Regions from separate parts of the Homo sapiens genome. Here region 1 is linked to region 2. A link is a loop called in an ENCODE intact Hi-C map of the cell type or tissue named here. Cell type or tissue: thyroid gland. All regions are shown on one strand. Each heading gives the region's core, and the rest is flanking DNA. Links, peaks and the distances in the headings are about the cores only.

What was found. Hi-C counts contacts between places; a loop is a spot of excess contacts. Peaks named below come from ENCODE experiments on the same cell type or tissue, not always from the same donor. Only the 100,000 strongest peaks of a DNase experiment are listed, where the experiment ranks them.
Region 1: it touches region 2 in a loop (6-fold over the local background); 104 of 110 quality-filtered maps call a loop at or near these places.

What each region holds. Positions count from the first base shown.
Region 1 is chr6:83,513,555-83,516,477 of GRCh38, reverse strand. The region is part of intron 1 of PRSS35 (serine protease 35); the gene reads right to left. Among named protein-coding and RNA genes, the nearest start is that of PRSS35, 2.5 kb to the right of the region's middle. In thyroid gland, for the core only: a CTCF peak has its summit at 1,429 (motif pointing right); no DNase peak of the experiment used is centred there.
Region 2 is chr6:83,220,568-83,223,490 of GRCh38, reverse strand. The region is part of intron 12 of ME1 (malic enzyme 1); the gene reads left to right. Among named protein-coding and RNA genes, the nearest start is that of RWDD2A, 29 kb to the right of the region's middle. In thyroid gland, for the core only: a CTCF peak has its summit at 1,415 (motif pointing left); no DNase peak of the experiment used is centred there.

The sequences.
Region 1 (2,923 bases), core at 225-2,724, 290 kb before region 2:
CAGCCTCCCCAGTAGCTGGGACTACAGGCGCCCGCCACCATGCCCGGCTAATTTTTTTTGTATTTTTAGTAGAGATGGGGTGTCACCGTGTTGGCCAGGATGGTCTCGATCTCCTGACCTCGTGATCCGCCCATCTCGGCCTCCCAAAGTGCTGGGATTACAGGCGTGAGCCACCGTGCCCAGCCAAAACTTTAGATTTCTGATCTCCAGATGCATAAGATAATAAATTTGTGTTGTTTTAAACCACTGAGTTTTCGGTAATTTGTTACAGCAGCAGTAGGAAACTGCTACACTTACAAAGGTGAGAATCGAGTTTTTACAACAGTCTGCCTGACTGTTTAGAAAGAAAGTAGTAGTAGGGAGTGGCGGAGGCTGTGGCTCACACCTGTAATCCCAGCAGTTTGGGAGGCCTAGGTGGGCGGATCACTTGAGGTGAGGAGTTCCAGACCAGCCTGGCCAACGTGGTGAAACCCCGTCTCTGCTAAAAATACAAAAATTAGCCAGGCATGCTGTTGTGTACCTGTAATCCCAGCTACTGGGGAGGCTGAGGCAGGAGAATCCCCTGAACCGGGAGGCAGAGGTTGCAGTGAGGTGAGATCACGCCATTGCACTCCAGCCTGGGCAACAGAGCGAGACTCCGTCAAAAAAAAGAAAAGAGAAGTAGTAGTAGTAGGGAGTGATTAAAAAGTAGAAAAGGGCCGGGCGCGGTGCCTCACACCTGTAATCCTAGCACTTTGGGAGGCTGGGATGGGAGGATCACTTGAGTCCAGGAGTTTGAGAGTAGCCTGGGCAACATAGGGAGACCCTGTCTCTACAAGTGTGGTGGCGCATGCCTGTGGTCCCAGCTACTCTGGGCTGAGTTGGGAGGATCACCTAAGCTGGGAGGTGGACGCTGCAGTGAGCTGTGATTGTGTCACTACACTCCAGCCTGGACAACTAGAATGAGACAGGGCAACCCTGTCTCAAAGCAAACAAACAAAAACAGTAGAAAAGAATGTTTCCTTCTGGGACTTAAAATATAAATGAAAATGTGTTATTTTAAGAAATAATATACAGAAATGCAATTTTAAAACTAAAAACAGAAGATCACGATAAAACTTCATAGTGGTAGGATGCAATATTGCTAGAGGAAAAACAAGAATTAGAACAGGATAGATAAATTTGTCTATTCAACAAATGCATACCACCTGCTAACTCCGCCATGCATTTCGAAGCCTTTATTTTAAAGAATCTCTCTGATAGTCCTTAACTGTTGAGTTGGACTAGAACATTTCTAAGATTTCTTCCAGCTTTAAAGTTCTAGAGTAAACCACAAATGAGAAAACACAAGTAATTTACTCATCAATGCTTCTCAGGAAGGTTCAATTCCTAGTCATCCAGGGAAGAACTTGCCTGTTATCCATGTTGCTACCACTAGATGGCAAAATTAGCCTGGTGATGGCAAATCTAACGCAGGTATTTAAAATGTTTACACTTACTCAGCTGTGAAATAGATTTTATTTTAAAAGCATGTAAGATTCAGCAGGGGCAAAACTTTTAACTGGCTAATAATATACTAAATGGCTGTGACATAGGGAGACATATGAAATTTATTATATTTAGAAAACCCACCTACCTACAGGCCACAGAGCCCATCCTGATGAACTGAGGGCTGATAATGCTGTCTACAGTCAGACAATTTTCTGGCAGATAGTTTTTCAAAAACAGTTGTAGTGCCAGCACACTTCCAGCATGACCTACAGCACTGTTAACTAGTCCCCCAAATGTGCCACAATTTATTTCAATGCTAAGGAAAATCTTGAACCTGCCAAATATTTCACGTTTATCAAATACTTTATAATCCATTACTAAAGGATAAGCTCTCCACTGATTCTAGGCTGAGAATAAATGGCAAGAAAGTTCATTGACAGTGGGCCAATTTCTATTCAAAATATCATACCATAGCACTATTTTCAAGTTTAGTTTCATAAATGGAGACCAAAAAAATGTCTGCTTAAAAAGTTTGGCAGTACTTGAGGGAAAGGAAGATGGTAAAGTTACACAGTTGATTATTTTACAGTAACCCACAACTTCTGTTTCTCATCACAATAAAAAACAAAACCTCCCTTTGTTTGGGGGCTATTTTTCCATGACCTGTACATCTCAATTTGTGCAATCCTATGGATAAATCAAATTTTGGGTGAATGACATTAAAGGAACCCCAAGAGGACTCTTTCATATGCTGCCTTATGAAGTGCACAGCATATAGCTCTAGACTTATCTGTATTTTTCAAGTTGGCCTTTGAGAGCAAAGAATATCTATAAATAGGTATGCTACTTTTCAGGTTTTAAAGCATCTATGGTCACAATGTTTTTAGCTAACCCACATCAGTTTTACCTATACGAAGCTTAACGTTTTTTAGTTATAAAATAATAGCTTGCATACTACTAACTTAACTTTACTGTTTCCTAACCTCTCCATCTCAGATTTCTCATCTGCAAAGTTACCTCAGTGCTAAGGTAAAGTAGCTCTATCCTCCCAAATTCTGAGTCTGATCCTACTGTTAAAATGCAATATGCTTGTTTGATATTTGAGCATTGGGCAGAGGAAAATCATTTACCCAATGGAGAAAATTAACTCACACTAGCAATTGCTTATTTTAACATCTAATGAACACATACTGTATGCCAAGTATATGCTAAACAGTCTCACATTTTAAAACGTGAAAAAGCTTCTTAAAAGCATGCAGTTTTCCCAGCTATCTGGAAGAAAAATGGGGTACAGTATCCACATCTACCACTTCCCTCACTAAAGGAACTCCTCTAATATTTCCTAATAAAAATAAAATTCCATATGATACTTGGCCTCTACCTTCAAGCCTACATGTCTTATTTGGCAGGGATTTTAACATTCTCTCTTCTAAATTATAAACCAGATTCTAAG
Region 2 (2,923 bases), core at 161-2,660:
TGACAGTGATGGGACAATTAAAAATATTGTTTCCAGGGCTGGGTGTGGTGGCTCATGCCCCTAATCCCAGCACTTTGGGAGGCTGAGGCAGGCAGATCACTTGAGCCCAGGAGTTCGAGGCCAGCTTGGCCAACATGGTGAAACTTCATCTCTACTAAAAATACAAACATTAGCCGGGCATGGTGGTGTGTGCCTGTGATCCCCCCTGACTCAAGAGGCTGAGGCAGGAGAATTGCTTGAATCCAGGAGGCAGAGGTTGCAGTGAGCTGCGATTGCACTACTGCACTGCATCCTGGGCTACAGAGCTAGATTGTTACCTAAAAAAAAGCAAAAACAAAATTGTTTCCAAATGATGATTAAGTGGTAAATATTTCCCTGTTGAGAACAGTGCTTAATAATGAATGGCATTTTGAAGGTTTAAAGTGAAAGTCTGATATGGTATAGTGGACATGTTTATTATTCAGGGTTCAGTACAGGAGACAGAAACCACCCTAGTATTTAAGCAGAAATTAGATCAAAATAGGAAATTAGTTGTTTATAAAATCATTAAAAGAATAGGAGAAGTGAGCTCTGTCTGGGCCTTGAGGAAAGATTCTCAGAACATCACAAAGCAGGCCCACTGGGGAATCTTGTACTGTCATGAAACTGTGAAAGATCTGAGATTTTACTCTACTTGCAAGCTAACAAGTTAGCCACAATTTCATAGATATTGACAGAAGACATGAAACTCTTAGGTCAGAGACAAAGGACTTTGATAATTCCTGGCACAAGAGATATCATGAGCTGCATGTTCCTATCAGTTTCCCTCCTCCTCCCAAGCCTCAGCAGGATGATACGGTGATTGGGCATATATTTATAAAATCATGAGCTTTTTGATAATCATCAGGTTGATGTTCATCAGGTTGATATCATGTTTCAGATTTGAACAGGTAACCATTTATGGATGAGAAACTTGAGTGAATTTCTTTTCTTACGATTAAACCTTTGCAGCTGAACTGATCCAAAGAACTTGATTGATATTCAAATATTTTTATCCTGCAAATATTTTTTCCATTGTGAAGAGGAACCCCAAGAATGTAGACAAAGATTCTTATGTTACTGATGTGATCTAAAGGAGCATAATCTTGGTGGCTAGCACCCGGTGTCATTCTATGAGAACAGATGCTTGGAAGCAATAATGTTCTCCTGTCGTTTTCTTCACTGCATTAAAAAGCATGCCAGCTGATGTCACAGGTTTTCTTTAACTCAGAAAATCTTGTTAAACATAAATGGATGTCTAATTACTAAGAGAGCATGTAAAAGTAGCTTTTGCATTAAGGAAAATGTAATCATTGTCTTTTAGAATAGGCACATCAGAGTTTTGGTTACCTGCAGTAGTCAGTGTTTTCTTTCTTAAATAACTCTAGCACCCTCTAGTGACAAATTCCGTGAAAAATATTTTCAGTTTACTCTCCAAGAAAAGTAATAATCACTACCAAAAAACACTTTGAAGGAAAAAAAAAATGTGGTGTTGTCAACATACCACATCACTAATTCTTATCATAGCTAGTGATCTCTCTGGCTGCATCTCTTGGCCTTTCTACTGGTTTTCTCTTAGGCTTCAACACAATATTCCTGTTTTTTATATCATCTAAATTATGTCCCACTCATTATTTTCCTTGTCTCCTTTTCATCTCCCTTTTAAGTAAGAGTTTTTTTTCTAGCATTCATTTTTTGTTACCAGTTTTTTCTTCTCTTTTTCTTATGCTTTCAAAGATCTCATTCATTCATTCATTTCTATTATCTTCATTCTAGTAGTGGCCAAATCTGTGTATCTCTATTCTCATCTTTTTCCATATCTCCAGTTGCCTGTTGGGTAATTCCACAGACATGCCCTACTGTGTCCTTAAACACAACATTATGAAAGCCTTCCTTATCTTTCCTCACTGTCAGCATTCACATTTTTATTAGTGATACCCCCTTTCCAAGCAGGCAGCAAAGCTTAGAAGCTTGACATTCTTTTCATTCTCCCTCATCCCATAGCCTTCAAACACACCATGCATATGTATGCCTGTGTAACTGCTTTATCTCTTATCCTGTCTGGAAAGACCTGAGAATTATTCTCCAATGATCTAAGCTTCTCCTTTAGGGTACTGCTTAAATACCACCACATCCTGGAATCTTTTTGTGACAAGTCTAGCTCATCTTGATCTTTCTCCGTAGCCATGACTGTCTTTATTACACACTTTGACATTTAATTTTATTTCTGGTTATGATACACTCCTGAGAGCTTCCTATTGTAAAAGATTAGGTGTTGCCTTTATAACTAAATTGTAGATTATCTTTTTTTTTTGAGACGGAGTCTCGCTCTGTTGCCAAGCTGGAGTGTAGTGGTGTGATCTTGGCCCACTGCAACCTCCAACTCCCTGGTTCAAGCAATACTCCTGCCTCAGCCTCCCAAGTATCTGGGATTACAGGCACAATGCCAATACGCCCAGCTAATTTTTGTATTTTTAGTAGAGACGGGGTTTCACCATGTTGGCCAGACTGGTCTCGATCTCTTGACCTTGTGATCAGCCTGACTCGGCCTCCCAAAGTGCTGGGATTATAGGCATGAGCCACCGCGCCTGGCCTGTAGATTATCTTTTTTAAAGACAGAGAGTCTTCCATATACTTCTTTTAAAACTTCAGTAGTATCTAGCACCATGCTAGGCACAAAGCAGAAAATTAGTAAATACTTTTTGAATAGGATTAAATAGAATGAGTCATGTATCTTAGCAAGAGGAATAAATACAATACCACAAACGTTCACTACCAGATGGCCCCAAAAAGAAGAAAAGTACTTCTTGTCTAGATTATATTTTGTAGTTAACAAAAGTAACATATAGGAGATATTTCTGAATATTTTGTTTTGCAACCACAAATTTAATAACTGTTAGGATTA